Linked DNA regions of Mus musculus: all the other regions are linked to region 5. The links are chromatin loops, found by intact Hi-C in ENCODE. Cell type or tissue: left cerebral cortex. All regions are shown on one strand. Links, peaks and the distances in the headings refer to the core of each region. The heading gives the core; the rest is flanking DNA. Region 1 holds the start of Irgq (immunity-related GTPase family, Q). Region 2 overlaps Ethe1 (ethylmalonic encephalopathy 1). Region 3 overlaps Plaur (plasminogen activator, urokinase receptor). Region 4 holds the start of Pinlyp (phospholipase A2 inhibitor and LY6/PLAUR domain containing). Region 5 holds the start of Gm4598 (predicted gene 4598).

Evidence for each region. A loop is a pair of places that touch in the nucleus more often than their neighbours do. Peaks named below come from ENCODE experiments on the same cell type or tissue, not always from the same donor. Only the 100,000 strongest peaks of a DNase experiment are listed, where the experiment ranks them.
Region 1: a loop joins it to region 5, with 3 times the contacts of the local background. A loop is called at or near these places in 10 of 42 quality-filtered maps.
Region 2: a loop joins it to region 5, with 6 times the contacts of the local background. A loop is called at or near these places in 23 of 42 quality-filtered maps.
Region 3: a loop joins it to region 5, with 2.6 times the contacts of the local background. A loop is called at or near these places in 12 of 42 quality-filtered maps.
Region 4: a loop joins it to region 5, with 2.2 times the contacts of the local background. A loop is called at or near these places in 9 of 42 quality-filtered maps.

Annotation. Positions count from the first base shown.
Region 1 is chr7:24,528,586-24,534,674 of GRCm38, forward strand. Irgq (immunity-related GTPase family, Q) reads left to right here and starts at 2,063. Exons shown (of 3, transcript NM_153134.3): 1 at 2,063-2,319; 2 at 2,799-3,330; 3 at 4,681-6,089. The coding sequence starts at 2,801. The coding sequence ends at 5,902. In left cerebral cortex, for the core only: CTCF peaks have their summits at 1,772 and 3,283 (motif pointing right); DNase peaks (open chromatin) are centred at 1,999, 2,849 and 3,235; H3K4me3 peaks cover 3,481 bases; H3K27ac peaks cover 2,684 bases.
Region 2 is chr7:24,597,646-24,603,734 of GRCm38, forward strand. All of the region lies in intron 3 of Ethe1 (ethylmalonic encephalopathy 1), which reads left to right. Among named protein-coding and RNA genes, the nearest start is that of Ethe1, 6.8 kb to the left of the region's middle. In left cerebral cortex, for the core only: CTCF peaks have their summits at 1,790 (motif pointing left) and 3,473 (motif pointing right); a DNase peak (open chromatin) is centred at 3,501; H3K4me3 peaks cover 312 bases; H3K27ac peaks cover 308 bases.
Region 3 is chr7:24,470,966-24,477,054 of GRCm38, forward strand. Plaur (plasminogen activator, urokinase receptor) reads left to right here. Exons shown (of 7, transcript NM_011113.4): 4 at 934-1,089; 5 at 1,608-1,742; 6 at 3,245-3,391; 7 at 4,274-5,003. The coding sequence ends at 4,506. Among named protein-coding and RNA genes, the nearest start is that of Cadm4, 8.0 kb to the right of the region's middle. In left cerebral cortex, for the core only: CTCF peaks have their summits at 2,200 (motif pointing left), 3,127 (motif pointing right) and 4,409; DNase peaks (open chromatin) are centred at 1,720, 1,854, 2,171, 3,130 and 3 more places; H3K27ac peaks cover 518 bases.
Region 4 is chr7:24,541,748-24,547,836 of GRCm38, forward strand. It overlaps Pinlyp (phospholipase A2 inhibitor and LY6/PLAUR domain containing), which reads right to left and starts at 4,258. Exons shown (of 5, transcript NM_001037143.2): 1 at 4,177-4,258; 2 at 3,184-3,300; 3 at 694-846; 4 at 369-512; 5 at 1-144. The coding sequence starts at 4,246. Xrcc1 (X-ray repair complementing defective repair in Chinese hamster cells 1) reads left to right here and starts at 4,952. Exons shown (of 18, transcript NM_009532.5): 1 at 4,952-5,088; 2 at 5,246-5,612; 3 at 6,043-6,089. The coding sequence starts at 5,562. In left cerebral cortex, for the core only: a CTCF peak has its summit at 2,965 (motif pointing right); a DNase peak (open chromatin) is centred at 5,297; H3K4me3 peaks cover 979 bases; H3K27ac peaks cover 714 bases.
Region 5 is chr7:24,658,982-24,665,070 of GRCm38, forward strand. It overlaps Gm4598 (predicted gene 4598), which reads left to right and starts at 2,313. Exons shown (of 2, transcript NR_030681.1): 1 at 2,313-2,598; 2 at 3,335-4,128. In left cerebral cortex, for the core only: a CTCF peak has its summit at 3,787 (motif pointing left); a DNase peak (open chromatin) is centred at 3,774.

The sequences.
Region 1 (6,089 bases), core at 483-5,482, 130 kb before region 5:
ACCAAATTGGGTGGGGGGGGGGGGCGGGGGGAGTTGTGTAAGACAGGGTTGGTCTATGTAACAGCCCTAGTTGCCCTGGAACTCAGTCTGTAGGCCAGGCTGGTCTCAAATTCATGGATTCACCTTCCTCTCCCTCCTTGAATGCCGGGATTAAAGACATGACATGAGCCACCACCACTTGTTTTAAATACAGGGGGTTTTGGTTTGTTTGTTTGTTTTTGTTGGTTGTTTTATGTTTTGTTTGTTGAGACAGGGTTTCTCAGTGTAACCTTTGCTGTCTTGGAATCACGCTGTAGACCAGGCTGGCCTCGAATTCAGAGATCCAATTGCCTCTACCTCCAGAGTCCTGGGATTAATGGCGTGTGCCTGGCTTAAATACAGGGTTTTGAAAACTGAACGGTAATCCCAGCTTGTCCAAGCCAGATGTGTTCCTTGTGGTCTCTGCCTGTGAGACACTGATACTACCGCTGCGGTACACCGCAGCCCGACATTAGAGCCGAATGAGATAATCAAGGTCACTCCTCCATACTTGGCATCGAATGCACCCAGTGCAGAGAACACTCAGTCAGGGTCACAGCTGTTATAAAGTAGATGTTATCATTTAAATTAAATTTCATTCAAGTCAAGTTTTCCCCTTTCGACAGCTAATTCCATAACTACCCCATGGAAGTGAGCTGTGATGCCCGTTTTGGTTTGTTTATTAAGACAAGATTTGTCTGTGTAGCCCTGGATGTCCTGGAACTTTCTCTATAGAGCAGGCTGGCTTCAAACTCAGTGAACGGCCTGCCTCTACCTCCTAAATTCGGGGATTAAAGGTGTGCTACCACCATAGCCCGTGTTGCACACGTTTGCTACGGGAAACTGAAGCATAGTCATATTGAAAGTCTAGGGGGAAAGTGGGACAAGAACCCTGGGGACTCATTCCAGGTAATGATATTGCCAGTCACACCCCACAACCCAATCTTCGCCTGGCAGCCCTTTATTCCTCTAAATGTCGTCCTGCTTCTGTTTGTGTGCCCAAATCAAGGGAAATAATTTTGATCATGAGAGGAGGTCATTCCTGGCAGGTAGTCACTGCGGCCACCTGTAGCAGGGCGGGGCGTCGAGATATGGAGGTCCCTTTAGTGTCTGTCACTCCTGCACCCAACCCCTCTTTCTGGCAGTACTCAAAGAGGTCGTCTCCTGGGCTGTCTGGACTCCATTCCTTGGGAGACGCTTGCCCTCTACAGTGTCTTCAGGGCGATGTTCTGATATGAAAGAGAGAGGGGGGGGGCGTGGCTGCCACCAACCTTAGTGGGCCTCGCTCTATTTTTTGACACTCACTGAACTCTAATGACACTCTCACTAGAAAAGCTTCAGCAGTCTCACATGGGAGACTCCTCGGGTTTGTGACACCTCGGTCTTCAAGCCCCTGTGTCCTCATCTTCACGAAACCGAATTCCCTCGAAGGTGGAACTCTTGGTCTTTCTTACCAGCCCCATCCTAGTTTCTCACGTGTCAACCATAACCCCCGCACAAGCAGTGGTGCTCACACTTGAGCCCGCCTTCTCCCAGGAGACATCCTTCTCTGACATTGATTACTGTTTCACCGTAGTCACCGCCGCCCGCGTTCACTAGTTCATTTCTGGATCACGCTGCTCCCATGCACTGCCTTCTGCTCTTAGTTCTTGATGGTCACGGACGCCTCTTGCTTTCCTCCCCGAAGACTGTCCCTTAGCTGCGCCTGACAGTTGGTCGCCACAGCTCTGCCACCGGACGAGAGCGGGATAGTTTTTCCTAGTCTCCAGACTCCAGTGATCTGTTGCACCACCATTGTCCCCGAGTCAGGTTCAAGGTTGCAGTCCGGCACTAATATAGTCACGGCAGGCAAGTCTTCGCAAGGGCAAGTGGAGAGGTCCTTTTCTGTACAGGGGTGCGTGATGATGACGTTGGTTGTGTGCTCCGTACAACGCTAAGCTTACTGCGTGGGCTCATCGCTTCCTGTCCCCCTTTGCCGTACAAACCCTGCACGTACTGCGCAGGCGTATTGGTTGCTGGTCTTGGTGGGGCACCGCCCCAAAACTTTCTGCGCACGCGCATGGGTTTTATTGTGCCTTTGCCCAAACAGCCTTAGCTAGAAAGAAGGAGCTGCCAAAAATTCTTCCTCTCCGCAGTGGCACTCCAAGACACACCGGTCTTGGAAGGAATGACGTCAGTATAGAGCCACCTGAAGGAGTCCGGATGTTTCTAAATCCGGACACTCCTGCCCCTTCAGCCTCCGTCAGCTCGTCTTAAGGGGCTGGGCCTCTGTGCTCTCCAGGCGTGTCACCTCTCTGATCGGTTGGTGATTTGGAATGGGGAGGGGAAAGACCATTCTCGAGTTTGGCAGTCAGGTTTTTGAGGGTTTTTGTTTTCCTTCTTCTGTTTCTTCTTTTTTAAATAGAGAAATGCATTCGTGTGGAGAATGGGCATATACCTGGCTCTCCCAGGAATAGGCCCTGGGGGTTGAGTTTCTAGGTCCTGCAGCGTGACACTGGAGAATGGAAGTAGAGGACAGGCTGGAGGACTGAAGCCTGGATCTACAGTGAATCAGTTAGGAGAGGGTGTTGATTGGTGTGGGGGAGTGCGACGCCTTTAATCTCAGCACTCTGGGAGACAGAGGGGAGAGGATCGATCTCTTGAATGTCAGGCCAGCCTGGTCTACGTAATGAGTTCAGGCCAGCCAGGGCTACACAGCGAGACGCTGTCTTAGAAAAGAAGCAAACAAAAAGTCTTACGTGCTCCCTGACCAATTTCTTTCCCCGCCTCTTGCTTTCCAGCAATGCCTCTGCCTCAGGGTGACGTGACTGCCTTATTCCTGGGGCCTCCCGGCTCGGGAAAGTCCGCCCTGATCGCCGCGTTATGCGGTAAGAATGTGGACACGGTAGAGATTCCCGATGGACGGCAGGACTCTGGAGTCCCCAGCCTGAGAGCTGCGGCTCCGGGCCTCTTCCTGGGTGAGCTGAGTTGCCCACCCGCAGCTCCCGGGCCCTGGGCGGCGGAGGCCAACTTGCTGGTATTGGTGCTACCAGGATCTGAGGGGAGCGAGGAGCCCTTGACCCCAGCTCTGGGAGAGGCAGCGCGAGCCGCCCTGGCTAGAGGAACCCCGCTGCTGGCTGTCCGGAATCTGCGCCCTGGAGATTCCCAGAATGCAGCTAAAGCCCGGGATGAGACTGCAGCCTTGTTGAACAGTGCTGGGTTAGGAGCTGCGCCTCTCTTTGTGCCGCCGGCGGATTGCAGCAGCAGTGACCGCTGCGAGGAGCTAGAGCGCCTGCAGGTGGTGCTGCGGACCCAGGCGGAGGCGCTGCAGAGGTGAGGGGACAGTTCGGGCTGGATGGGGTGGCCTTAGATCCAACTCAGCTACGGAGGTCTTTAAAGTTCTCGAGCCCTGTTCCTAGAGTGTTAGACGCAAGCTTTTCTTGGCTGCCCATTCGTCCATACCCTACTTATTTGCGTAGGACAGCACCCACCACACCCATGAGCACAGAGTTTGAGATCATGGAGACTCTGCCATAAGCAGGGATCACTTTTCTGTCGTTTAAAGCCTGCACCGTCAAGGGTCAACTGGAAAGCCCACCACAAAGGTCCTGTTTCGTGCAAGCTCTCTGGCATCACAAGCCCAGATATATATATATATATGCAAATACTTGTGTCAGACAAGATGCTGGACTCCCATCTCTCGTAACATTTGAGATCCCTCTCCAGCACTCCCATCCTCCTCATTGGCTTGGTTCTCAAGTGACTCCCCTCCCATCCTTCCTTTCGTTAACACCAAACCTTTACAGAGCATTATTTCCGATTGCTCGCCCTGTTCTTCCATTTCCAGTTCCCTCTCAGTTCTACCCTGCCTACTGCCCGCCAATCCACCCAGCCCCTCCCCACCTGCCAGCTGTCTCATTTTATGGTTCTCAAAATGCGACTCAGGAAGGGTCTGCATAAGTTGGAGAGCTGCTTCTCATTTGTTTAGTTAACCTCGCTGGCCCACCAGTACTAGATGAGGTCTCTCTTATTTACATCCACCCTCAGGGACACCATAGGCCATACTGAAATTGCCATTATGTCCTCGCCTTCCTCTAAGCCCCACTCCATAGAAAACGTGTCCTGACCAGCACACCATTGGAAAAGCTCTGACCCCGATCTCTTGATCTGTATCAAGAGAAGTCCAAATAGGGTCCTCATCGTAGTTTCGGTTGGAAACCTGACCTTAGGTTAGTTTACCCGCGGGACCTCTAGGGGACTTAAGCTCTTCCCTGAACTCTCTTAACTTTATGGTCCCGCCTCACCTGGTTTTTTTTTTTTTCTTTCTATCTTTCTTTCTTTTTTTCCTTTTTCTTTTTTTTTCTTTCTTTCTTTTTTTTTTTTTTTTTTTTTGAGACGGGTGTTTCTCTGTATTTCCAGCTGTCCTGGAATTGGCTATGTAGATCAGGCTGGCCTTGAACTCAGAGATCTGCCTGCCTCTGCCACTTGTGCAGAGATTGCAGAGATTAAAGGCGTGCGCCACCACGCCCGGCCGTGCCTTCTTTCTATGTGCATTAGTTCCCTACTTAAATTCTTGAGATTCAGAAAGATTTTTTTTTTTCCCGTAATTGCTCGTTCAGCCCAGCTTTTCCTACTTTTAAAGCTCTGTTGCCTTTGACCGATCTCCCACCCTCTCTCCTGCAGGCTCCTGCCTCCTGCCCAGGATGGCTTCGAGGTGTTGGGCGCAGCCGAGCTGGAAGCTGTTCGTGAGGCCTTCGAGACCGGTGGCCTGGAGGCGGCGCTGTCGTGGGTGCGCGCTGGTCTGGAGCGCCTGGGCAGCGCACGACTGGACTTGGCGGTGGCCGGCACCACCAATGTAGGCCTTGTGCTAGATATGCTGCTGGGGTTGGATCCTGGAGACCCAGGTGCTGCGCCTGCCTCAGCACCCACTGGGCCCACCCCTTATCCTGCTCCAGAGCGCCCCAACGTAGTGCTCTGGACCGTTCCCCTGGGCCCCACGGCCACATCTCCTGCCGTCACCCCTCACCCAACCCACTACGATGCCCTGATCCTTGTCACCCCCGGGGCTCCCACAGAGGAGAACTGGGCCCAGGTCCGCTCATTGGTGTCCCCAGATGCTCCACTCGTCGGTGTGCGCACGGACGGCCAGGGCGAAGATCCACCCGAGGTTCTGGAAGAAGAAAAGGCCCAGAATGCAAGTGATGGGAACTCAGGGGATGCACGCAGCGAAGGAAAGAAAGCTGGCATCGGGGACTCGGGGTGCACTGCCGCTCGGAGCCCGGAGGATGAGCTATGGGAGGTGCTGGAGGAGGCGCCTCCGCCCGTGTTCCCGATGCGGCCCGGCGGTCTCCCAGGCCTCGGAACCTGGCTCCAGCACGCACTGCCCACAGCTCAGGCCGGAGCTCTGCTGCTGGCGCTGCCACCTGCAAGTCCCCGGGCGGCGCGGAGGAAGGCGGCTGCGCTACGGGCAGGGGCGTGGAGGCCAGCCCTGTTGGCTAGCCTGGCGGCGGCCGCCGCCCCAGTACCAGGGCTGGGCTGGGCTTGCGATGTGGCGCTTCTCCGGGGACAGCTGGCCGAGTGGAGGCGCGCGCTAGGCCTCGAACCCGCGGCCGTAGCACGACGTGAGCGCGCCTTGGGCCTGGCTCCCGGAGTACTGGCAACGCGCACGCGCTTCCCGGGCCCGGTGACGCGAGCCGAGGTAGAGGCCAGGCTGGGGTCCTGGGCAGGTGAGGGCACGGCGGGAGGTGCAGCGTTGAGCGCGCTCTCCTTCCTATGGCCCACGGGTGGTGCTGCGGCAACAGGTGGGCTGGGTTACCGTGCTGCGCACGGTGTACTTCTACAAGCCTTAGATGAGATGCTGGCTGATGCGGAGGCGGTGCTGGGACCCCCAGAGCCCAACCAATGAGGTGTGCGGTGGGGCTTGGGGTGTCTGGTGACTGGTTTTGGCCCCACAGCCTCTGAGATTAAGAAGTGACGTTTTGTTATTCAAACCCGGAGACTTGAAGGAGACTGACATCTCGTTGAAACGTGAGATTTACAGTCACCCGATTTCCTAGGTACTGAATGGGAGTAGGGTCTATGCGCCAGAAGTG
Region 2 (6,089 bases), core at 622-5,621, 61 kb before region 5:
TGAACTTCTGATCTCCAGCCCCAGCCTCTCTAGTAGCTGACAGTCTATCTGCCACTATGGTTGATCATAAGTCACTTTAAAAAAAAGTTGTATTTATTTATTTTATGTATATGAGTACACTGTAGCTGTCTTCAGACACACCAGAAGAGGGCATCAGATCCCATTACAGATGGTTGTGAGCCAGCAAGTAGTTGCTGGGAATTGAACCCAGGTCCTCTGGAAGAGCAGCCAGTGCTTTTAACCATTGAGCCGTCTCTCCAGCCCCAGTCTTTAAGTCACTTTTATTGTGCTTTCTGTCTGTCTGGCTTTGCCTGTCTGCACTGTTCATAGAAATGGAAGCCCACAGCCTGCAGCCTTTAGGCTGACTTTCGTCTTCCTCTGTGCCATCAAGCTCCACCCGTGTCCCAAGCTCCATTGCTTTTTCATTTCCCTTCATTGCTCAACAACCTTAGAGCATGATGGACCTACTGTGTTTTACTTCTTCATTCACGAGTTGATAGGCATTTGAATGGCTTCCACCCTGGGACTTTGATGGGCAGTACTGCTATGGTTGTTCTTGAACAGGTTTCCTGTGGGTTACAGCTGCAGTCCCGCCATCCCTGTGATGGTCCCAGTACTCCATAGCAACGTGGATGAGGGTTTCTAGGTCATCCTTGGCTAATAATGAACTTAAGGCCAACAGAGGCTGAGCTCCCAGGTTGACCTTTGACCTCCACGGTTGGGCTAAGGCATGCACACCCCTTCACAATAATAATAATAATAATAATAATAATAATAATAATAATAATAATAAATAAAATGTACTAAAAACATTAGAAATAAGACAGGGGACTGCCTTAACCCCTTAAACAGAACAAAGCATTATATGATACATAAAATGAAGGAAAGTGTGCACACACTGGACCTGTACAGCTTGCTTGTGTTCTTACTGGCTTGCATTTGGGTTCCTTCCTCCTGTATCCCTACAGAACATCCCTGTCACCCCCACGGGATGCTCTGCTCTTCCTGCCCACTGACACCTCCTCCCGAGGGACCATTTAGACACACACACAATCACAAATAGCTTCACTTGGCCCTAATCCTAGCTCTGATGCTTTCTGCAGAAAACTTTTGATCTTGTGACTAGCCTGGGTTACTTGAGCAAGTACCAGGCTAGCTTGGGCTACAGAGTGAATCCCTGTCTCCAAGGAAAACAAAGCCCAGAAACATACTACAGAGTATGGGCCGAGTCGATGTTCATTTCTTCTGTTTGATGTCTGTAGTTGTCATTTTTGTTGTTGGTTTGCGACAAGGTGTCATATGTAGCCCTGGTTAGCCTGGAGCTCACCATTTAGATAGGTTGGCCTCAAATTCACAGAGATTCCCCTGCCATTGCCTTCTGAGTTATAATTCTTTCTCATGGTTATAGAGTCAGGGCTGGCCAACTTTTTCCATGAAACATTAAATAGTAAATCCAATCTTCTTGTTCGTTTGTTTGGTTTTTTTGTTTTGTTTTGTTTCTTCGAGATGGGGTTTCTCTTTGTAGCCCTGGCTGTCCTGGAACTCACCCTGGCCTCGAACTCACAGAGATCCACCTGACTCTGCCTCCCAAATGCTAGGGTTAAAGGCATGTGCCACCACTACTGGCTGTAAGTTTTGGCCACAGGTCATGTGTTCTGGTGACTCGGCTCTCCTCTTGCGGTGTGAAAACATTTGGCACAACTGGAGCAGTAAGCCTGGCTGTGACCCCCAAGAGCTCCTAAGATGTGATTCTCACAGTGTTCCGCCCCCTAGTGTGGCCCCAGTGCACCTGCAAGTCATACAGACTCCTAGGCCTGTGCTAAGAACTGCCTAAAATCCCTCTCTATTGCTCTTCTCCTAACAGGGTCTCACTTAGAGCAGGCTGGCTTTGGGCTTGCCATATTGCTAAGGAGGACCTTGAACTCTGGATCTAATTCCCCTGCCTTCACCTCCGCAGGGCGGGGATCACTGGTGTGCCTGCCCATGGTCTGTTCCAGCCAAGAGAAAACGTAAACACTGACGAGCGCCCGCTTAAAAAGAGGTGGTAGGTCAGGTTTTAATCCCCTCACCACAGTTTTGCCAACCCCTGATGTGAGCCCCACAGGTTATGTACTCATGCTCCTTTGGATAGCTATCCTCGGTTTTCACAACTGTGAAGGATGTTGATATTCTTGTTTGTACAAGTCCCCTGGCAGAAGTTGACCTCAGTTCCGAGGAATTGCATTGCTGAGTCACAGCAAGGGCATTCCTTTAACCTTAGCAAATTCGCCAGATGCTATTTTTCTCTTGCAGTGCTGGGGACGGAAACTAGGCCCTTGACCATGCCAAGCCCGCTCCCTACCACAAAGCACGCCTCCTTCCTGGGGGACTCTAGGCAGGGGCTCTACCACTGAGCCACACCCAGCCCCTCACTGGTGGATTGTAGGCAGGGGCTCTACCACTGAGCCAAGCCCCCAGCTCCTCACTGGGGGATCCTAGGGTAAGCATTGTACTTCTTTTTTGGGGGGGGGGGAGTTGGGGTTTTTTTGTTTGTTTGTTTTTTTGAGACAGGGTTACTCTGTGTAGCCTCACTTTGTAGACCAGGCTGGCCTCGAACTCAGAAATCCGCCTGCCTCTGCCTCCCAAGTGCTGGGATTAAAGGCGTGCGCCACCACCGCCCGGCTAGCACTGTACTTCTGATCTGCATCCCTGTTCCTCTTTTTTCTGTTGTTGTCATGTTCATTAGGCCCGTTTGTTTGTTTTTTGCTTTTTTAAGACAGAGTTTTTCTGTGTAGCTCTGGCTGCTCTGGATTTGTCTATATAGACCAGGCTGGCTTTGGACTCAGAGATCTGCTTGCATCTGACTCCCAAATGCTGACATTAAAGGCATGCACCTTTCATTAGCCCTCTTAATTAAAAATTACAAGACTTATTTTTTTTTTATTTCTGTGTGAAGGGTGCATGTATGGAGGACAAACAGCTTTTGGGACTGTTTTGTTTTTTTCTGCAGTGTTGATACCAGGGACTGAACTCAGATTATATCTTGGCAGCAAACACCTTTACCTGCTGAGCCAACTTGCCAGCCTCCTCTGCCGAGTTTTTATTTTTGTTTTATGTATCTGCATGCTTTGCCTGAGTGTATGTAAGTACATGAGCCTGGTGCTTGCAGAAGCCTGAAGAGTGAATAGCATCATCAGGAACAGGAATTAAGGACAGATGTAAGCCTTCATGTGGATGCTGGGAAGCGAACTTGGGTCTCGCGCAAGGACACTTAACCACTGTTCTATCGCAAATACCTTTTCTTTCACAAAATAAAGGAAAAGTTTTACCTGGGGAAGAGCCGTTTAGTGACAGTGGGAAGGAAAGGTTTTAGCTGATGGAGAGCCATTTAGAGACAGTGGGAAAATGAGATTTGGGGGTTTAAGCTCCCAAGACCTAAGAACAGCAGAGGGCGCCAACACCACTTAGGGCTTGAGATTGGAGGAAGGCGCCAGAGGACCTGGAGCCAGGAGCTGGCTGACCACTAGGCGGCAGTGCAGGCTACGCGAGCTGCGAGGCCCTCTGGGAGTCTGGGAAAGGAGGAGGTGTGGGTGGAGATAATGTCCTGTGTTTTATGCATTCTGGAAAGAAAGAGATATTGTTGATGGAAGGATGGGTCGGGGCGTCCCTGGCCAGCTGTTGCTAGGCCCGCAGGAGTCTTCCGGAATATTCTGCAGCTGAGGCGATTCATCAGTCAGCAAGCTTCACAAACAGGAAAGGCTGTCTTTATTTTTTTCACGGGGAATGAACTAGGGTCTCATTCACTGTAGGCAAGTGCACTATCATGGAGCTAGGTCCTCAGCCTTATTACTGTAAATGCACTGTATTGCTTAAAAAAAAAAAAAGAATCATGATCTCACATTGCAGGTGGGGCTAGTCTGGTTCACAGAGTGAGTTCTAAGACAGCCAGGGATACTCAAGGAAACCTTGTCTTGAAAAAAACAACATCTAAAACAACACACACACACACACACACACACACACACTTATATATATATGATGTGTGAGTGTTTTACCTCATGCATTGGCATCATGTGTGTGGCATGTGCCTGGTGTTACAGATGGTTGTGAGCCATCCTTTGGTTATTGGGAACTGAGTGGGGCCTCTAGGAGAACAATACTTGCTCTTAACAGCTGAGCATCTCTCCAGTCCCTTCTTCTTTTTACTGTGAAGCACCAATGGTGTACTGAGGCTTTTTTCTAAGTTCTTTATATACATGAAGCAGTTCAATCCTCATAGCATATCATGGGGCTGGGGACAGTACTTATCTATATTTTGCAAATAAGCAGATAGGCCCAAAGAGCAAATAGATCTGAGATTAGAACTTAGACTATCTGCTTCCAGCAATTTTATTTTGTTTATAACTATTTTGACCTGTTTATATAAAATTCTAGAACAGATGAGTTACAAAGCCACGTATAGTAAAAGGAAGCAAGTCAGGACTTGTCTAGAGACAGGGTGGAGGAATGATATTTGAAAGGGGTGCAAAGAAACCTTGGGAAGTGATAGGAACGTTTGTCATGTGATGGTTTTGATGGTTGTGGGAGCATTTTAAAAGATACAAAGGGCCTGCAATCCCGGAAGCTCTGGGTGCTGAGGCAGAAGGATTACAAACTCAAGACCTGCCTGGGCAGTTACTGAGCAATTTTGGGGCTACCTGGCTGCATGAGACCCTGTAAAAAGAAACCATACAAGTTAAAAAAGGGCTCGGGCTGGAGAGATGGCTCAGCAGTTAAGAGCACTGGTTGTTCTTCCAGAGGTCCTGAGTTCAATTCCCAGCAACCACATGGTGGCTCGCGACCATCTGTAATGAGATCTGATGCCCTTTTCTGGTGTGTCTGAAGGCAGCAACAATGTACTCACATACATGAAATAAATAAATCTTAAAAAAAAAACCCAGATTTAAAAAAAAAAAGAGGGCTCAGCTCAGTGCTAGAGCCTGTGCCTCAAGTTCTCCAGTGAGGGGCTGAGGTGTGTCTAAGTAATAGACAAACCTAGAATCCCCCAGCGAGGGGCTGGGGGGGGCGTGGCTCAGTGGTAGAGCCCCTGCTTAGAATACTCAATGCTCTGCTTTTAATTCTCAGCATCCATCTCTCTGCACACAATAGCTGTAAAGAATGAATAAATAGCAAATGAACCCCATGAGGTGCATGAGAGAGAGAGAGAGTCACTCAATTCTTATTGAAAATAACCATGCCAGAACTACTCAAAGTGTTTCAGTTCGTGGTGAAAGAAGAAAAGCCTCCGAATGCTTTTTCTGAGACTGGCATACTTTTGACAGAGCTGCTCATGTAGTATTATTACCTGGAGTCCAGCAGCCCTACAGCCCTGCAGCCCACAGGGTTTGTAGATATCAAGAAGGGTTTTGTGGAGAGGGATGAGGGACGCATATGCTACAACTCCTGTGTGTAGATCACAGGGCAATCACCACGTGAGGTCCTGAGGTACAACTCAGATTGGCAGCAAGCCCCTTTCCTTACTCAGCTATCTTGCTGGCCCTCCTTTGTAGATTTTTATGTTTGTTTTTAATTGTCAAAGTTATTTTATCTTGTTTTATTCAGAGACAAAGCTTGTATAGCACAGGCTGGCTCAAAAGCCACCCTACAGTAATGGGTGATCTTGAATTTCTGCTGGTCCTCGGTTCTTAGGCCTGTGCCACAAAGCTGGGCTTGTTTTCCCAAGTTTTATTACAGTGTTTCTTCATGTTGATTTCTTTGGCTGTTAGTTTTCTGTCACTGAGAGAAAATGACTATGATAAATACCATTTTAAGATATTTTATTTTTAATTGTGTGTATATACATGTGAGTGTGTGTGTCTTTAGTGTGTGAGAGTGTTTCTTTGTGTGTGTGTGCATGTGAGTTTGAGTGTGTAAATGTGTATTTGTGTGTATGTGAGAGTGAGTGTTTGTGTGTACATTTAGTGTGTTTATTATGTATGTGTGTGTATATTTATGTGTGAGTGTATTTCTTTGTGTGTGTATGTGTGTTTGAGTGTGTAAGCAATGTTTGAGTGTGTACATGAGTGTGTTGTTTTGTGTTTGTGTGTATGTGTGAATGTGTGAGTCTGTGT
Region 3 (6,089 bases), core at 343-5,342, 190 kb before region 5:
GCGTGGCTTAGTGGTAGAGCCCCTGCCTAGAATCCCCCAGTAATAGGTTGGGGGTGTGGCTCAGTGGTAGAGCCCCTGCCTAGAATCCCCCAGTGAGGGGATGGGGGCGTGGCTCAGTGGTAAAGCCCCTGCCTAGAATCCCCCAGTGAAGGGCTGGGGGCGTGGCTTAGTGGTAGAGCCCCTGCCTAGAATCCCCCAGTGAAGGGCTGGGGGCGTGGCTTAGTGGTAGAGCCCCTGCCTAGAATCCCCCAGTGAGGGGCTGGGGGCGTGGCTCAGTGGTAGAGTCCCTGCCTAGAATCCCCCAGTGAGGGGCTGGGGGTGTGGCTTAGTGGGAGAGTCCCTGCCTAGAATCCCCCAGTGAGGGGCTGGGGGCGTGGCTTAGTGGTAGAGCCCCTGCCTAGAAGAGGTGCTATTTAGGAATGATGCAGAATGAGGAGGAGTTGGGAAAGACCAGGAATAAAGGAAGGGTGTTCTAGACAGAGACAACAGACTATCAAGAAGTCTGGTGCTGCTCAGGGTCTATGTGCTAAGACTGTGGAGCCAGTATGGAAGAGAGCTTGGGAGAGGCTGGCACTTGGAGATGGGGCAGGACAGGTGGCAGGGACCCAGTCCTCAGTGGGCCTGGAATGCCACACTCATGTGCTTGGCTGTTAATCTAACAGTAGGGAGCTCTGGAAGGGTTTTGAGCAGAGGAGAACTGGATTAGATGTGCTTTAAAGACTTCATTTTAGGGCCATTTGAGAGGAACTGGAGTGGAGATGGGCGTGGCTAGAACCACGTAGACGCTCGTATTGAGGAGTACCAAAGGCGGGAAAGGACAGGATTCATTCTAGAAGGACTTGGGATAAGTAGGCTTGGTGATTGGCTGCCAGGTTCAGAGTGGAGTTCTCTGCAGGACCTGGCCGCCAACACGCCACTCTCTCCTCTTCCTAGGAGCCCGAGGCCGTGCTTTCCCCCAGGGCCGTTACCTCGAGTGTGCGTCCTGCACCTCTTTGGACCAGAGCTGTGAGAGGGGCCGGGAGCAAAGCCTGCAATGCCGCTATCCTACAGAGCACTGTATTGAAGTGGTGACCCTCCAGAGCACAGAAAGTAAGCTCCCATCTGCTGGGCAACTCCTAGTAGAGATCTTCAAGTCCTGGGAGCAGAGCGCAAGCAAGAGACAACTGAATCCACACACAGTCACGGGACCAACATTCTCAGTGACTGGAAGTTCCCGGTCACTGGATCAGCTTGGGAGTGACCAGGAACCCAGCTACCTTATCATGTCTCCCATATTGCTTTCGTTCTGATGACTGCCTCATGGCACAGTATGGCCACCATAATTCCAGACTTGGTGTCCACATTCCAGAGAGAAGAAAAGGGGAAAGAAGGGCCCCAAAATTCCTTTGTTTTGTAAGGGTTTTCTTTCTAGAAATCCCAGAAACGCATAAGGATCTATTTATCGTTCGGGCCTCCTTTATCTATAACAAAGGGGAAAAGGAACACGAAGCCCTTTGGCTAAGGATGAAGTTACCCTAAGTAGCAAGGGCCTCTGATAAAAGGGGTGTGCGCAAGGGGGCAAATCAACACCCAGCCCCTTACCAGGATCTGCCCTCTGCCTTCTGCAGGGAGCTTGAAGGATGAGGACTACACCCGAGGCTGTGGCAGTCTTCCCGGATGCCCAGGCACAGCAGGTTTCCATAGCAACCAGACCTTTCACTTCCTGAAGTGTTGCAACTACACCCACTGCAATGGTGGCCCAGGTGAGGAGCAGGAAAGATGAAGTGGACATTCCTGTCTCTTTCTACAACTCTCTCTCCTCACTCTCTCCTAAGTCCGTTCAAACAGCATAAGTATCGCCTCTCCTGGAGGTCTGCCCTGACTTGCAAATCTGCTACTGAGTCACTCAATTCTCCATGCCCCAGCTCTGCCCACTCTGGGTGGGGACTGTCTGCTGACAAAGCTGTGTGTCCTGAGATTACAGAGCCAGGCTGTCCAAGCCACCGTGATATCCCAACACAGCATGAGGTTAAGGTCAAGGAAACCATTTCATAGCAATCTCGTAGAAATATAGCTCTTCTATAAACCGAGCTGGAGAGGTGGCTCAGTGGTTAAAGGCACTGGCTGCTCTTGCAGAGGACCGACCAGGTTTGAGTCCCCGTGCCCACCCAGCTCACATCTGTAACCACAGTTCCAGGGCATCTGGTGCCCTCTTCTGGACACCATGGGCATTGCATGCATATGGAACATAGACACCGGTGCAGGCAAGAACTCATACACATAAAATAAATAAATGTGCTTAAAATTGTTAATGTTCTGCAAAACCCTGCTTTTGATTCCTGGGGCAGGCGGTTGAAGCCAGGGTCTTACACATTTCAGCAAGGTCCTCAGACTTGTCAGAAGGCATCTTCACTCACTGAGCCATCTCAGTCCTAAACTTACTATTTCATATTAATTAATTTGAACCTAAATACAATCTCAGTACGCCAGAGGTGGAGCTTCAAAGGTTCAAAGCTGTCTCCTATACAGTGAGTTCCAGGGCTAGCCCAGCTACATGAGACCCTATCACTTTCCACAGTAATAGACATTGTTTGTACTGAAGGCTGAAGAGATGGCCCAGCACCATCTACTAAGAGTAGATACCAGATCTGGAGTCAGTTCCCAGCACCCATGGTGGAACAGCTCACAATTACCTGTAACTCCAGCTCCAAGGGATCTGATGACACACATACTTATAGTTTTCAAATTTGTATTGTGTGTATGAGTGCACACGAGCGCACATGAGCATACCGTAGTTTAATTGTAGGAGTCAGAAGACAACTTTAAGAAGTCATTTCTCACTTCCCACCATGTGGGTCTTGGGGCCTGAACTCAGATCATCACACTTGGCTGCAAGCTCCTCTGCCTGCTTAGCCATCTCATTAGCTCGAGGACTATATTTAACAATAATTCATTTAAACCTTAAGAAACACAGGTAGCCAGTGGATACTACAGTGAACAACTCTGTTTAGTAACTTTTTAGAGAGTGGGGCCTGTTTGATAATACATAGTTTGTTAGGGTCCACCATCAGTTGCCTAGCTAGATGTGAGTGGAGTTCAACCCTGGAGAACCAAATGCCAAAAGAATGCAGTTCCTGGGCATGACCATCAGGTGGCGCCCTATCACCTCAGGCTGAGTGTGGGCAGATGGATGGCTGCATAGACCCAGTGCTCATCTTCGTTCCCTGTCGTTTTTTTTTTTTTTTTTTTTTTTTCCATCTTTAAGTTCTGGATCTTCAGAGCTTTCCACCGAATGGCTTCCAGTGTTACAGCTGTGAGGGGAACAATACCCTTGGGTGTTCCTCCGAAGAGGCGTCTCTCATCAACTGCCGGGGACCAATGAATCAGTGCCTGGTGGCTACAGGCTTAGATGGTGAGGCCCTGTGGGAGCTGGAAGGGGACCCACTGAGGCACTGAGCGCTGATAAGACTGATTGACAGATGGTCCGGTTGGATCTTCCTATGGTAAAGGCGACACTTTAGCTGGGGATGGTGGTACACAGTTTACTCCCAGCACTTGGGAATCAGAGGTAGGTGGATCTCTGGGTTTGAGGACAGCCTGGTCCATACAGAGAGGCCCTGTCTGGGGGGTGGGGAGGAGGCGGTGTCTACCTGCAAAAAGGACAAATTGCAACAAGAGAGTTTGCCTCTGTGGAGCCAACAAGAATAATACACTTCATTACACCCTAATGTTTCTCTTTGAGACTGGGTCTTACTCTGTCGCCCTGGCTGCCCTGGAACTCACTCTGTAGACCAGGCTGGCGTCAAACCGAGAGATCTGCCTGCCACTGCCTTCTGAGTGCTGGGATTAAAGGTGTGCACTACCATAGCTGGTCTCATAAATAATAGTTTTGATGGGGGGGGGGTGCCTGTGTTTTTCATAATGAAAAAGTGCAAAGAGAGTGCTGTCATTGTTTACTGTGTGGCAACCCTCTTCCCGTCTGGCTCTAATAGCAGACAGCTGGTCCCCGGCTCTGCTTTCGTGTTCCGCCTGTTGCAATATCATGTCCTGGGGTTTCTCTGGAAAAGTATCTCTTGTACACACAAAAAGCTTGGAAGGGCCAAATGACATCTCAGTGTTACTATGAAATCAATCCTGGTGTGAGTCTGAGGCACTGCCAGGGGTTCCTGGAACACACTTTGGGAAGCCCTGCTCCCAACAGGGAACTGGTGGTTGGCGATGGCGTCCACCACCAGGAGCCTGTCACTTTCCTGAGAATTCTTACTCGGACTCACCGACTCTTCTTTTTCCTCAGTGCTGGGAAACCGGAGTTATACCGTAAGAGGCTGCGCCACGGCTTCCTGGTGCCAAGGCTCCCACGTGGCAGACTCCTTCCCGACCCACCTCAACGTCTCTGTCTCCTGCTGCCACGGCAGCGGCTGTAACAGCCCCACAGGGGGCGCCCCCAGGCCAGGCCCTGCTCAACTCAGCCTCATTGCCTCTCTGCTCCTGACCCTCGGACTATGGGGCGTCCTCCTCTGGACCTGACTCCTGAGCCGGCAGCCCTGGCTGGACCCAGGGTCTTTTGACTCCCTCCCCCCTGCTCCATCTTTGAGGATGTGTGTGCCCTCGTGTTGTCTTCTTTGGACCTCAGTTTTTCCATGAACCAGAAGAGAATTGGAACAAGGGCTGCGGGCAGCAGGGGCCTCTTAGTTGAGATAATATTGTTGCTGTTATTATTATTATTATCATTGTTATTGCTCTAATTTATTATATAAATATATATATAAAAGATTTTTGTACCAGTGAACAAGGTTGGGTCTCCCCACTGTCACATTTAGCTTGGGAAGATGAGAGCAGCAGGGAATTGTTTTTTTGTTTGTTTGTTTGTTTGATTGATTGATTGATTTTTGCTTTGAGACAGGATCTCACCATGTAGCCCTAGCTGCCCTGGAACTTACTTTATAGACCAGGCTAGCCTAAAACTCACAGAGACCCACCTGCCTCTACCTCCTCAGTGCTTTGATTAAAGGTGTGTACCACCATGCCTGGCTAGGTCTCTTACTGAACCCCAGAGCCCACTGGTTTGACTATGCAGGTTGAGAGGATGCTGCAGATCGTCCTGTCTCCCAAGCACGATAACCACAGAGGTACTAAGACTGTCTGGTTTTTTTGTTTTGTTTTGTTTTGTTTTGTTTTGTTTTTTTTAAATGGGTACAGGGGATCTGAACTCAGGTTCTCCTATTTCTGGAGCCAAGTACTGTATCCACAAAGCTGTCTTCCCAGCCCCCCAGTCTATATCATTGCTGATGCCTTCCACGGGGGTGGGGGAAGGGGGTGGGGGGGCGGGGAGCCAAGGCTATATTTCCCATCATGCCCTGCAGCAGAGAGCCAAAGATGACGTTGTATGAGATGCTTCCTAGTTGAAATAGAAAATAGTCTCACCGTGATGCCTCGCAAAAGACACCGAGGCTAAGGCTTCCTTTCCCATGATGCCTTGCAGTGGGACTCAGAATGTAGAAATGGCCTCACAAGGTCCTATTCTACGGTTTGTATTAGGCCTCAGTCTCTCAGGCTCCTGAGTTGGTCTTACAGGATCTTTAGCTGCAAGAGATAAAATCGCTTTGTGCTGACTTAAGCAGAAACTGTTATTGGAAGTTAGAATCTAGGCAAAGTCCTGGGTCTCCTGGGGTTTGCTGGGGACAAGAAAGAACCTGTGTAAACCAGAAAAGACTCCCTCCTGCTGATTCTGTCCCTCCCTACCCTTGCACACATGCCTACCCGCGTGGGGGGGGGGGGGCAACAAGAGGTCGACCTCAGTCATCTTGCTCAGGAGCACCCATCTTGGATTTAAGACAATGGTCCCCGTTGCTCACTGGCCTGGAGCTCAGACTACCTACTTTTGACTTCCCACATAGTAGACAGAAACACCTACCGTGGAGCTAAAGACCAAAACCACTTCAATTCCTTTTTCCAGGTTCTCACATTTTAGCTAAAGGATCCACCAGTTCTGCCCACGGCTCCCCTCTGCTTGGGGCCAGGGAAGGTCACCTCATCCCGCAGTTCTCACGATCTACGGCCCACTCACTGGGGAGCCAGGAAACAGACCCTGTGGGAGGGATCCTGCCACA
Region 4 (6,089 bases), core at 650-5,649, 120 kb before region 5:
TGCCAGGAGGGTAAGGGGCTGGAAGGCAGTCTGCCCGGCGCAGGAAGTAGAGATAGAAGGCTGAAGGGACCTCAGCCCCTGCCTTGGTGTGGCAGGCGCTCTCTGTAGCACAGCCCCTCGTGGCAAATTTCGTGTGGATAATACCTGTGACGACATTTCAGAATGGAGTCGACTTCTGTGTGACCCAGGAGTCTAACACACACATACATCCCATTAACACACACACACACCACCACCACCACCACCACCACCACCACCACCACCACCACCATCATCCAGTACTACGGAACTTCCTCATCACCTGTAATGGGGAAAGTGTGGATCTCTATTTCTGAGACACCCCCTCCCCCAATCAAAGCACCACTCACCAGCCTGCACATTGCCAGCAAAATAGATGCAGTGTGTTTCCCGGCCCACGCAGCGAGCTGCCTGGGTTCCTGGACAGGTCTCCTGGAAGGGCGCAATGCAGGAGGGACACATCAGGCCATTCTCTGTCCGATTGTTCAAGGGAGCTGTGAAGAAAGACGTTGCATAAAGCAGGCTGGAAGGCTTGCTACCCCAACACCCTCTGAACCCTGGGAAACAGAAGTTAGTTGGTAGAGTTTGCAGGTAAGGAAACGGAGGCCTGGAAGTAGTCAAGGGTGGTGTGCCAGATGTCACAGGACAGGCACACTGTTCTTGAATGGTACTTACGGGGCACAGAGCCACTGTTGCAACCGTCACTTTGACAGCAGTGGGCGTTGGACACCATGTAGTCACTGGGAGTCATGGTGGTTGATACGAAGCCTGAGTAGCAGTCTTTGTACTTCATGCAGGCCTTGAAGGTGTTCACTGACTTTCGGCCCTCTGCAGAGTAGGGGGCAGGAGTGGAGGGATGGCAGTGCTGTCAATCACTTCTTCCTCACCCCTCCCCATCCCTCTCCAGATCACCATGGCATCTGCACTCATATGTGCATACAAACACATATGCATATTCACGTATACATACATTAAAATAAACCTTTGAGACAGGGTCTCACTATGTAGCTCTGACCTACAACTCACTGTAGACCAGGCTGGCCTTGAACTCACAGAGATCCTCCTGCCTCTGCCTCCAGGGTGTTGGCATTAAAGGTGTGTGCTACCACACTTGGCTAAAATAAGTAAAAAAAAAAATTTTTTTTTTTTTTTTTTTTTTTTTTTTTGGTTTTTCGAGACAGGGTTTCTCTGTGGTGTGTGGTGTGTGGTGGCGCACGCCTTTGATCCCAACACTTGGGAGGCAGAGGCAGGTGGATTTCTGAGTTCGAGGCCAGCCTGGTCTACAGAGTGAGTTCCAGGACAGCCAAGGCTAGACAGAGAAACCCTGTCTCAAAAAAACAAAAACAAAAACAAAAACAAAAACAGAAGAGCATTGGGTGAGAGAAACGACTCGCCAGGATGTCATTAAAGAAGTTGGAAAAATCATTTACGTGGTACACCTCGAAGCTGAGGATAAAGCCCTTGAGCAAGAGCTCAGCTTGCTGAATGGGTTAAAGGACATCATGGGGCGGGGTGGGGGGTGCGGGAGAGAAGGTTCAGTGGTTAAGAGCACTGGCTGTTCTTCCTAGACGACCAGATTTAACAACTGTCTGTATGTAACTCCAGTTACAGGGGATCTGACACCAATGTACATAAAATTATTAAAAAAGAGAGGTGACCTTCAGGACTGCACACACACACACATACACACACACGTTTAATGTTAAAAAGGCCATGACAGAAGCACGGCCTTCCTTTGTTACAGCCTTCCGCCCGTCCGTCTCTCAGCTGGAATCACTGTCCTATAACTAAGGCTCTCTCTTACCATTGAAAATGAACATCCAACCCAATCGTCCTTATTTCCCCATCATCTCTGAGGTCTGGGGTGCTCTCTTTGATTTAGGCTAGCCTCTCCCAATGTACTTCTGGGCCTCCCCATTTCCATCCTCTCCCTCCTTCCTCCTCTTACCCCACCCCTCCACACCTCTCCCTTGCCTTCTTTGCTCTCTCTCATCCCCCTTCCTCTCCCTTCCCCTCCCTCACCCTCCCTTTCCCTTTCTTCCTTCAGCCTTCCTTCTTCCTCCCTCCACCTCTCCCTCTCCAGATCTTTCCCCTTCCTCTCTCCCCCTTCTTCCCCTTCCTCCTCCTCCTCCTCCTCCTCCTCCTCCTCCTCCTCCTCCTCTGCCATCTGTACCTCCCACTTTCTTCTGTGCTTGTTTTTAAGTCAGGGTCTTGCTGTACAGCTCAGGCTGGTTTCAGACCTGTGACTATCCTCTTGCTCATCACCCTATCCCGGCACCTCTACTTTCTCTAGATTTATTTGCTCCATTCCTCAGGGTCTTTCTCTCATCAGGCAGCTCCTTTCTGTTCTCTCCTGACCCTAACACCATCTCCTCTTCCTTTGCGCCCAACAGATTTGCTTAAGAGCACAAACTGCTGGAGGCTGGAGAGGTGGCTCAGTGGTTAAGAGCACTGGCTGCTCTTCTAGAGGTCCTGAGTTCAATTCCCAGCAACCATATGGTGGCTCACAGACATCTGTAACAGGATCTGATGCCCTCTTCTGGTGTGTCTGATGACAGCTACAGTGTATTCATATAAATGAATAAACCTTAAAAAATCAAATATTAAAAAAAAAAAAAAAAGCACCAACTGCACTTGCAGAAGATCCAAACTCAGCTCGTCTCACCGGTGTCTCGAAACTGCCTGAAACGTTTGCTCCAAGGGATCTTTCTCCTCCAGGCCCCATAAACACTGTGCTTTCTTGCATAGCCCCCCCCCCCCCCACACACACAAATAATTAATTACAAATAGAATTTTTCTTAAAAACAAAAAGAAAAACCAGTTTCCCTCCTGCTACTTTCTTGTGTCCTCTCATAGTTACCTCACCAAGCTCCTCATATTTTATGTGCATGAGTATATATATGTAAGTGCTTTACAAGTGTGCAATACCAGTGGTAACCAGAAGAGGGCATAAAATCCCCCGAGATTTTAGTTACAGACCATTGTGAGCCACCATGTTGGTACTGGGAATTGAACTCTGGTCCAGTGAAATTGACTGGCGCTTTATCTCTTCCTTCTTCCATTTCAACCCTCCCCTGATTTTCTTCCTACATTTCACTGTGACTATCCCCCACCTACAGTTAGAGGTCCCTCCCAATCCCTTCCGCTGAAGCCACACCCTCCTACTTGTGCTGGACTCGCTCACTAGGACCACGCATGCGTCTTTGCCGTCTTCACAGGTCTTCATCTTCCCGCTGCATGTGTGCCCCGAGCCTTTGCACACCTCACAAGTTAGAGGGCACCCTGCAGCAAGGAGAGTGGAGAACAGGGTATATGGTCATGGTTAAAGAAGGTCTTCAGACCGTGACTTGGGCTTTGGAGAGGTGACTTTTGGGGAGGGACCGGGCTCTTTCTAGTTTTCCATGGGTGGGACATTGAGAACTGTCCAGGGAACTGGCTATAGAGTCAAGGAAGCCGTGGCGATGCCAGTGAAGTGGCGTCCAGGGCAGGAAATGACTCTACCACAGAGCCTGTTTTACTTAATAATTACAAGGCTTGGGGACTTTGGATGCCAGGGTCCCCTGAGCAAGCTCAGACGCAGGGATAGTGGCAGAGGTGCTATGGAGCTTTTGCAAAATTTCAGGTCCAGCTGGTTCTTGGGGTGTGGAACTTCCCTCCCTTAGGAAGGTACCACGGAAGTCTGGCAGCTCAGGCAGAGGTACCTGACTCTGAGGTCTGGGTCCTACATTTGAAAGGGAGACTGAGGCCCAGAGGTATCGCTGGCATCAGTTCCTTGGTCCTGACAGAGGAGGAACCTAGCCATTTGGGTCACAGGGACAGTGAAGCTGGCTTGGAGTACTGTGTCTAAGTAAAAGAGTAAGATGAGGTCCTGAATCCCTCTAGGTCCAGAGAGAAAGGCCATCTCTCTCCTTATTACTAATTTTAAAGTTTGCCTTTGATGGCCAAGCTCTCTCATCTGCTTTCCTAGAATTCAGATGTCATGTTCTGAGGCCCTTCCTAGAGGACAGACCATGCAGGGCCCATCAAGCCTTCTCAGACCCCAGGTTTTCACCTCTTTATTCTCCTAAATCTCATTTCTCAGGCTATCCCTCTCTTGAGGACATTGCCCAATGCCCTCTGAGGTACTGGGGAAGAGGACCAGGTCCCTTTGTCACTTACCGAGACCCAGGAGGGTACAGAGCAGTGTGAAGGCCAGCAGGAAGGTCCTGTGTCTTCTAAACAGAATCATGGTGTGTGAACCTGTAGTCCCAGGTCCTCAGCCCTTATAAGAAGCTGGGGAAGGGCGGGTCTGGTCCCACCTTCACCCTGGGGTGAGAAATAGCTGAGCTCAGAACCCATGGGAGTCTTCCACAGCCTCCGGGTCAGAGCCACGGAACCAGCATCCACAAGAAAACTGAACCACTTGGACCCAGCCCTTTTCTGCACCTGGGCCCAAATTTCTTCCACCTGGACCCAGAAGCTCAGTTATGTATCCAAGCACCTTTTTTTAATTGTTGTTGTTCACAAATCTTAAGGTAGGAGTGGGTCATCTGATTCCCTGAGGGTGCAGAGCAACTTTGGAGACTGGCATCCATCCTCTTCTCCTTTCCCAAGGAGGCGCCCAGCGTAGGTTGGGTCCTAACCGGGGAGCGCCCAGCATGTCTAGACCCGTCCTGCGGGGGCCGGGCGCCTTGTGGCCTTTCCTTTCTCTTTCGTGTGCCTGCCTCACCTTCATGCTTCTGTATTCGAGCTGTGTCCAGCTCCAACCCCACCCAGGGATGTGCCCCTGGGTCTTGAGGGGACTGAACAAAAGAGGTCCTGTCAGCAGACAGAGACGGGCAAAGTTGGAGACAAATGCTTACAAGGCATTGGGGAACCAAGGTATTTGTGGACGCACGCAAGTATATTGTGCACAATTTGTATTAAGATCTTTCTCCCTCTCTTTTGGTGTTAGGTCATGAGCTAAGAGAGGTCTGAGATCTTTGTCGGCCATCTGTCTGTCGATGTTCGTCTCTGTGTGTCCATCCGTCCGTCCGTCTGTTTGTCTGCATTTGGAGAGAGAAGGGGAACAGAGCGTGTCCGCAACAACAGGTGCCAGAGATCTTATTTCAAACAGGATTCAGGCTTCAGGAAACTCTCAGCTTCAGCGTTTCTGAGCAAGGCTCTGGTTTGGTTGGTGACCTCACGGTCCAATGACCAGGGCAAATTACACGTAGGACCCAATCACTGAGGCCGCTCTTGTTGCTAGGTTCCCAGGAAGCCGAGTCTCCACGTTATCAGGCGGCTAGGCCGGAGAGTGGTGGAACCTGAGAGAGGCGGGGCCGGAGGGGGAATGCCTGTTGCTAAGGGAACCCGGCGCCTCGCTCGCGGAGAGGCCCAACCGAGCATGCGCAGTGTTGACGTGTGCGCCGGCGCGCCGCGGTTTGAAAGGCCCGAGCCTTGCGCGCTTGCGCACTGAGTCCCGTGCAGGGCGCGCGCGCTCCCCCAACCTTCTCCGGGGGCCCCCCGGAGCTGCAACCCTTCTTCTTCATTCCCTGGACGGTCGGGCGTCCACGGGCGTGGACATGCCGGAGATCAGCCTCCGCCACGTCGTGTCCTGCAGCAGCCAGGACTCGGTGAGGGGCTGACGTGGGAGCAGCGGGGAGACAGGGGCTTCCTGAGGGATGCTGAGGACTTTGGAAGCGCAAAGGGGGGGGGGGATCTTGGCGGGATTCTGAGCGGGGCTCCGGGTGGGGTTTCCAGAGGCTGGACGTGCATTCCGAGAGAGACGGGCAGTTAGGGAAGTTTGGGGCCACTGTGGAGAGTAAGGAAAAAGAGGGGCCTGGGAAGTTCTAACTGTGAAGAAAAACTCGGTGAAAGGAAAACTCGAGGCAGGGGTGTGTGTATGCGTGTGTGTGTGTGTGTGTGTGTGTGTGTGGTGGGACTGGCGTGAAGTCAAGTGTGGAGAGTCGGCTAGCTCTTGGGAGTTTAAACATTCAAAAATAATCTTATTTTTAAAAGTCAGCTTTATTTAAAGAACTTCCACCTTTCCACCCTTGCCTGCAGACCCATTGTGCCGAAAATCTTCTCAAGGCGGACACTTACCGGAAGTG
Region 5 (6,089 bases), core at 751-5,750:
CACGGTTTGGAGGGAATATTTGGTTCATCCTGGTGAGGAAGATGTGTTAGACAGGGCACCATCAGGAGTCTGTGGAGTGTTGTGTCTAACGTAGTGCCATCCAGGAAGCAGAGGGCACAGACAGGAACTGGGCTAGTCTGTAACTTTTAAGAACTTGCTCCGCTTGGGTCTGTAGAGACCTCTTAGCTGTGACCTCAGTTTCCAGTATCCACATTACATGGCTCACAACCATCTCTCATCCAGCACCAGAGGATCTGGTGCCCTCTACAGGTCTCTGATGACACCTGCACTCATGTGCACAGACCCTCATACACACACAAAACAGAAGCCCACCCCCAAGGGTGTCCTAAAGGCCTCCCACCCACCCCCACCAACAGCACCCACAGCTGTGTTAAATACATGAATCTCTGGGGGAACTTTCACCTTAAAACTATAATTATTGGTTTGTTTGATACAGGCTAGTCATCCTCCTGCCTCAGCCTCCCAGGTGCTGAGAGGACAGGTGAGAGCTAGCATGCATGGTTTTATATTTTCAATTATATATCTATTTATTTTTTCTTCATTTTAAAAAAGATTTATTTTTAATTTATGCATATGTGTCTTTTGCATATGTGTGTGTGTATGTATGACTAGTGCTTGTGGAAGCCAGAAGAGGGTGTCAGATACCCTGCAACTGGATCCTCCATATGGGTGCTAGGAATTGAAGCTGGGTCCTCTGGAAGAGCATCCAGTGTCCTTAAGTGCTGAGCCATCGCTCCAGCCTCTGTTTCTCTTCATTTTTGCCATAAATTCATTAATCGTAAGTTTATCCACCAAGGTGCAGAGCAGCCTAGAGGCCACCCTCAGATCTTTTCTGCTCTTTTCTCTTCTGAGTCCTCTCCACGCCTTACAAGTCTGGATTCCATCTCCAGCCTGCACCACTGGTGTGCAGAAATCATGTTCCCATGACAACAGCCCTGTGACGCTAGAGCCACGATTATCTGAACTTTACAAGCGAAGGGCAAGAAACCATTTGCCGGAGCAGGTTTCCCAGGAAAAGCAGCTGCTTGTGAAAACAATCAGGTCACGAGGCACTAGGACTTGTGGGAGAGCAAGGAGCTGCTGGGCCACTTGTCACCCGCATATGCGTGAGGATGACACCACTTCCCTGCCCCACAGTGGGTAGGATAGAGGGACTGGGCTGGTCCATAGCTGTCACTCGCACAGTGACTTTGGGTGTGGCATTTCCTGGTTCTTGGTCTCTGTTGCAGGGTCATCTCCATCCTCCGGCCTCCTGGTCTCGTCTGTGATAACTATGAGGTGTTACTGAGACTCTGGTAAATCCAAAATGTCAGACATAGGACTTTCAGGCCTCTCTCTGAGTTGTCACTGAGAATGTTTACATTTCTGCCTGAGGGAGGCTGTTACCATCCCTCCAGATGTATTTGTGTGTAATCTGAGCATTTGGGAGACTCGTGTCCAAGGTCTGTCTGGATTAGAGAGCAAGGAGAAGGCCCGATGGGCAGACAGAATGAGCATAAGCCTGCTCTGGACAGCTTAGTTTAGTTCTATTTAAAAGTTAACTTAGTTATTCTTATGTGAACGGGTAGTTTTCCTGCCTGTATGTCTGCGTGCCTAAAGAGGTCAGAGGAGGGTGGTAGATACCCTAGGACTGGAATTACAGTTATAAGCTGCTATGTGGGTGCTGGGGATCAAACCTAGGTCCTCTGGAAGAGTAGCCAGTGCTCTTAACCACTGAGCCATCCATCTTTCCAGTTTTCACTTACTTTTTATTAAAAAAAAAAGTAAAAAGATGACTGGTGCCATAGTTCAGTGGTAGAGCCCCTGCCTAGAACCCCCCTGTGAGGGGTCAGGGTATGGCTCAGTGGTAGCGTGCTTGCCTATCATGTTCAAGGTACTGAATTCAATTCCCAGTACCAAAATAAGTGCATCTGGATTGCTCATTTCCTTGCTTAGTTTTGAACCCTTGGTCTCTGAGCAGAAGGGACAGTGTTATTTCCTGACTCCTCAGTGATGTTGTTTCTTGCTGCTGCTATTGGGACAGAATCCTCTGTGGACCATGATGGCCTTGGAAATAACTATTAACTATCCCCTGTTTAGTCTCCTGAGTGTTGAGATAACACACCTCACCATTCAGCAATATCATTATTGCTTAGAATGAAGGATACTATGTACAGCAAATGATGGTCTTGCTTGAAACTGTCTACCAAGGCCGGAGAGAGGGCTCAGCAGGTAAAGGCGTTTGCCACCAAGCCTGACACGCTGATTTTGACTCTTAGAGTCCACATAGTGGAAGGAGAAGCCACTCCGGCAAGCTGTCCTCTGACTTCCTCATATGTGCGGTGGCGACACAATAAATAAATACTGGTGAAAAAAAAAATCTAAAAAGAACCCTATACCAGCAAACCAGATGGGAGATAAATGATAGTGACTGTGAATGTGGAAAGCACCCACAGCCTGCTACAATCTCCCGAGCAGATCAAGAAAAGGGCCTCTCTTTCGCCTCTCCAGTCCCAATCTCATTCTGGACCATGCCTGTTCCGGAGAAGGGAATGCTGGGAGTGATCTTGCCAGTTCAGCAAGCCGACAGGATCTCAGGTGAGGCAATCTTTATGTCAGTTGCTTGTGTGTGTGTGTGTGTGTGTGTGTGTGTGTGACCCAGATGCAAATACCTGACATGCAACTTTATGGGGTGTGGGGGTGAGGATACATGCTCTGGCTTCCGGTTTTCAGAGGGCTCAGCCTGCAGTAGGGCAAAACTTCACGACAGGAAGCCAAACGAATGAGAAGGATAGAAAGGATCTTCCCCGACCAGGGACCGTCTCTCAGCGACCTACTTCCTGTTTTCTCCAACCGGGTTTAGGAACCTCTGGAAATAAGACAACCAGCTCAGGACCAAGTGGTTAAAACAGGAGTCCCTAGGAGGCATTGCAGATCTAAACAAACTCCCCACATGAGCCGCTTTTGCCCATTCCTTCCAAGTACTCCACTTCTGAGCTACAACCCCTTTTTATTTTTATTTTTTTAAGGTTTAGTTTGTGATCGAGTCTCCCTGAGTTTCTGAGGCTGGTCTTGAACATGTGATCTTCCTTTCTTGGGCCTCACATGTACGCAGATGAGATAAAATTTCCTCTCTTATATAACATATATACTCAGAAAAGACCTCGAGCTTGTATTGTGTCATTTCTACGGCTTGGCAGGCTCTCAGGGTGTTAACGAACAGTGCAGTCTCCGGGCTGTGGTGCTGTAGAGAGGTGAGGGGACATCCAAGACAAACTTTTGAAGAGGTGACTGGGACCCTCTGATTTCTTCCTCTCTGCTTTGCTTTCTGCAGGCCATGCAGTCAGACCTCCCATGGGCTCACACCCTGGGGGCACTTGTGCTGCCCCAGGCCAGAGGCCACAGGAAAAGGCAACAGTGAATCTCTGAAGCCCCGAATCACATAAACCTTTCTTCTTTACAAATGGATTATTCCAGGTATTTTACCACAGCAATGGAAAGCTAACCTATAGGTCTAAGAGCTTTATGAAGACTAACTGAACACTAATTCCAACAACACCAACAAAACCAACAAGAACCATATAAGCAAGATATGTCACAGGGCTGGGAAACTGCAGAGCTGGGATTCTGGCCACACCATTCGGAAGAGAGGCGTGCATCGTTGTGCAGCATTTCGCTAAAGCATGCAACCCTGCTCCCCATTTCTGAACAGTCACACCAGCTGGTTTAACAGTGCTGGTTTTAGCCCTATAAACCTGAGGACGAGAGCTCCACCTTGTGGTGGAAGATGGAATCACAGGGCTCAGTTTCCCTGAGCCCCCCTCAGCCTGGTTATCACACTATCCCGGAAGCAGTGGCTTGAGGTCTAGCTCAGTTGGCAGGTACTAGTTCAGCATACACGGAAACCTGGTTTTGACGACCAGTGCCCCAATTACTGGGGGTCTATGGTGCTTGCTGGTTATCCTAAGCACTTGGAAATTGGAGGCCAAATCAGGAGTTCAAAGTCACTCTCAGCTTCACAGAGTTCTAGGTTAGTCTAGGCTACGTGGTATTTTGGCACAAACAAACAGGCAGGGAGGGGTAAGGGTAAATTATACATTTTATTCCCAATGTTCAAAATTTAACTTGAAAATATTTGTCTTTATGATTTATGTGTCTGTGTCTGTGTGCATTATGAATTTTCTGGAGCTGGAGGCACAAGTAGTGGTAGACTCCTGGACATGGGTGCTGGGGACCAACTCAGGTCCCCTGCAAGAACAGGAACTTTTAACCCCTGAGCCACTCTCCAGCCCCCGGCATTGTTTTAGAGTTCCGGCATAAACAATTGCGGTTGTCCCAGCATTTGAAAGGCCGTCTAAATTCACATCTCTACACCGGTAAAGTGGTACAGCTCTCAGGCTTCATCTAAAAAGTTGTTCTTAGCTGGGCAGTGGTGGCGCACGCCTTTAATCCCAGCACTTGGGAGGCAGAGGCAGGTGGATTTCTGAGTTCGAGGCCAGCCTGGTCTACAAAGTGAGTTCCAGGACAGCCAGGGCTACACAGAGAAACCCTGTCTCAAAAAAACAAAAAAATTTTTTTTTTTCTTTTTTAAAAATAACGTTTGGCAGACCAGAAGGCACTGGATCCCCAAGAGGGGATGTGAGCCACAGGACACTGTGTTCGTGTTAGAAACTGACCTCAGGTTCTCTGGAAGGCAGGGAGGTCTGACTGCTGCCCCTGGAAAGCTCCTTCATGCAGTGGTCTGTGCTGAAATGTCTTAGCTATGGTTACTCTTGTTGTGATGAAACTCTATGGCCAAAAGCAAGTAGGGGAGGCAAAGGTTTTTTTGGCTTGCACTTCCACACACTTTTCATCACTGAAGGGAGTGAGGGCAGGAACATAAGCAGGGCAAGGAACCTGGAGACGGAGCTGATGCAGAGGCCATGGAGGGTGTTGCTTACTGGACTGCTTCCCATGGCTCTCTCAGCCTGCTTTCTCTCTCTCTCTCTCTCTCTCTCTCTCTCTCTCTCTCTCTCTCTCTCTCTCTCTCTCTCTCTCCCTCTCCCTCTCCTTCTCCCTCCCTTCCTCCCTTCCTTCCTTTTTTTCTTCTTTCTTTAATTATAGGTTAAATTCAGCATATATTTGATTTTTTTTTTTTTAGAATTATTTTACTTATTTACATCACAAATTTTGCCTACCCTCTCGGTCCCCCTTCCCAGAGGGGGACCATGCCCCCTTTCCTTCACCTCTGAGAGGGTGCTTCCCTCTCCCCCCAACCCCCCTTCCATAGAGATAGGATTAGGTGCATCCTCTCCCACAGAGGCCAGACAAGGCAGTCCTCTGCTACGATGTGCTGGGGGCCTTGGACTTAAGAAGTTTAACAAGAAGGAAGGCCCATGTGAGATGCCGCAATCCCACTTGGAAGGGGGAACAAAGGCAGGAAGAGGGAGGAAGGAATCTGGGTGAAAGAGGGGAGGGGGAGGGGAAGAGGAGGCATCAGGTAAGGGGGGAGACCGAGAGAAGCCCAGTGGGGGCAGGAGAATGAATGGAAACAGCAGCCTCTGGGGTGGGCGTGGCGGTGGGTGTAACCTCTAGAAAGTCCCTCCGGAGACCTGGAATGTGAGAGACTCCCAGGACTCAGTGCAGGCAACCTTAGCCGAAATGCCCAACAGTGGGGAGATGGAACCTGAAGAGACCACCTCCAGGACAGGGATGGGCCACCAACGCATCTTCAAGTTTTTTGATCCAGAATTGTTCCTGACTAAAAGAAATTCAGGGACAAAAAAAATGAAGCCAGAGAGTAAAGGAAAGGCCATCCAGTAACCGGCCCAACCTGGGATCCATCCCATGGGTGGGCACCAAAGCCTGACACCATTACTGATGCCATGTTGTGCTTGTAGACAGGAGCCCTAGCATGGCTGTCCTCTGAGAGGCTCTACCAGCAGCTGAACTGAGACAGATGAAGATACTTACAGGCAAACATTGGACTAGGATCGGAAACCCCTATGGTGGAGTTAGGGGAAGGAGCTGAAGGGGATGGCAAGCCCATGGGAAGACCAAGAGTGACAACTAACCCAGACCCCTGGGAGCTCCTAGAGACTAAGGCACCA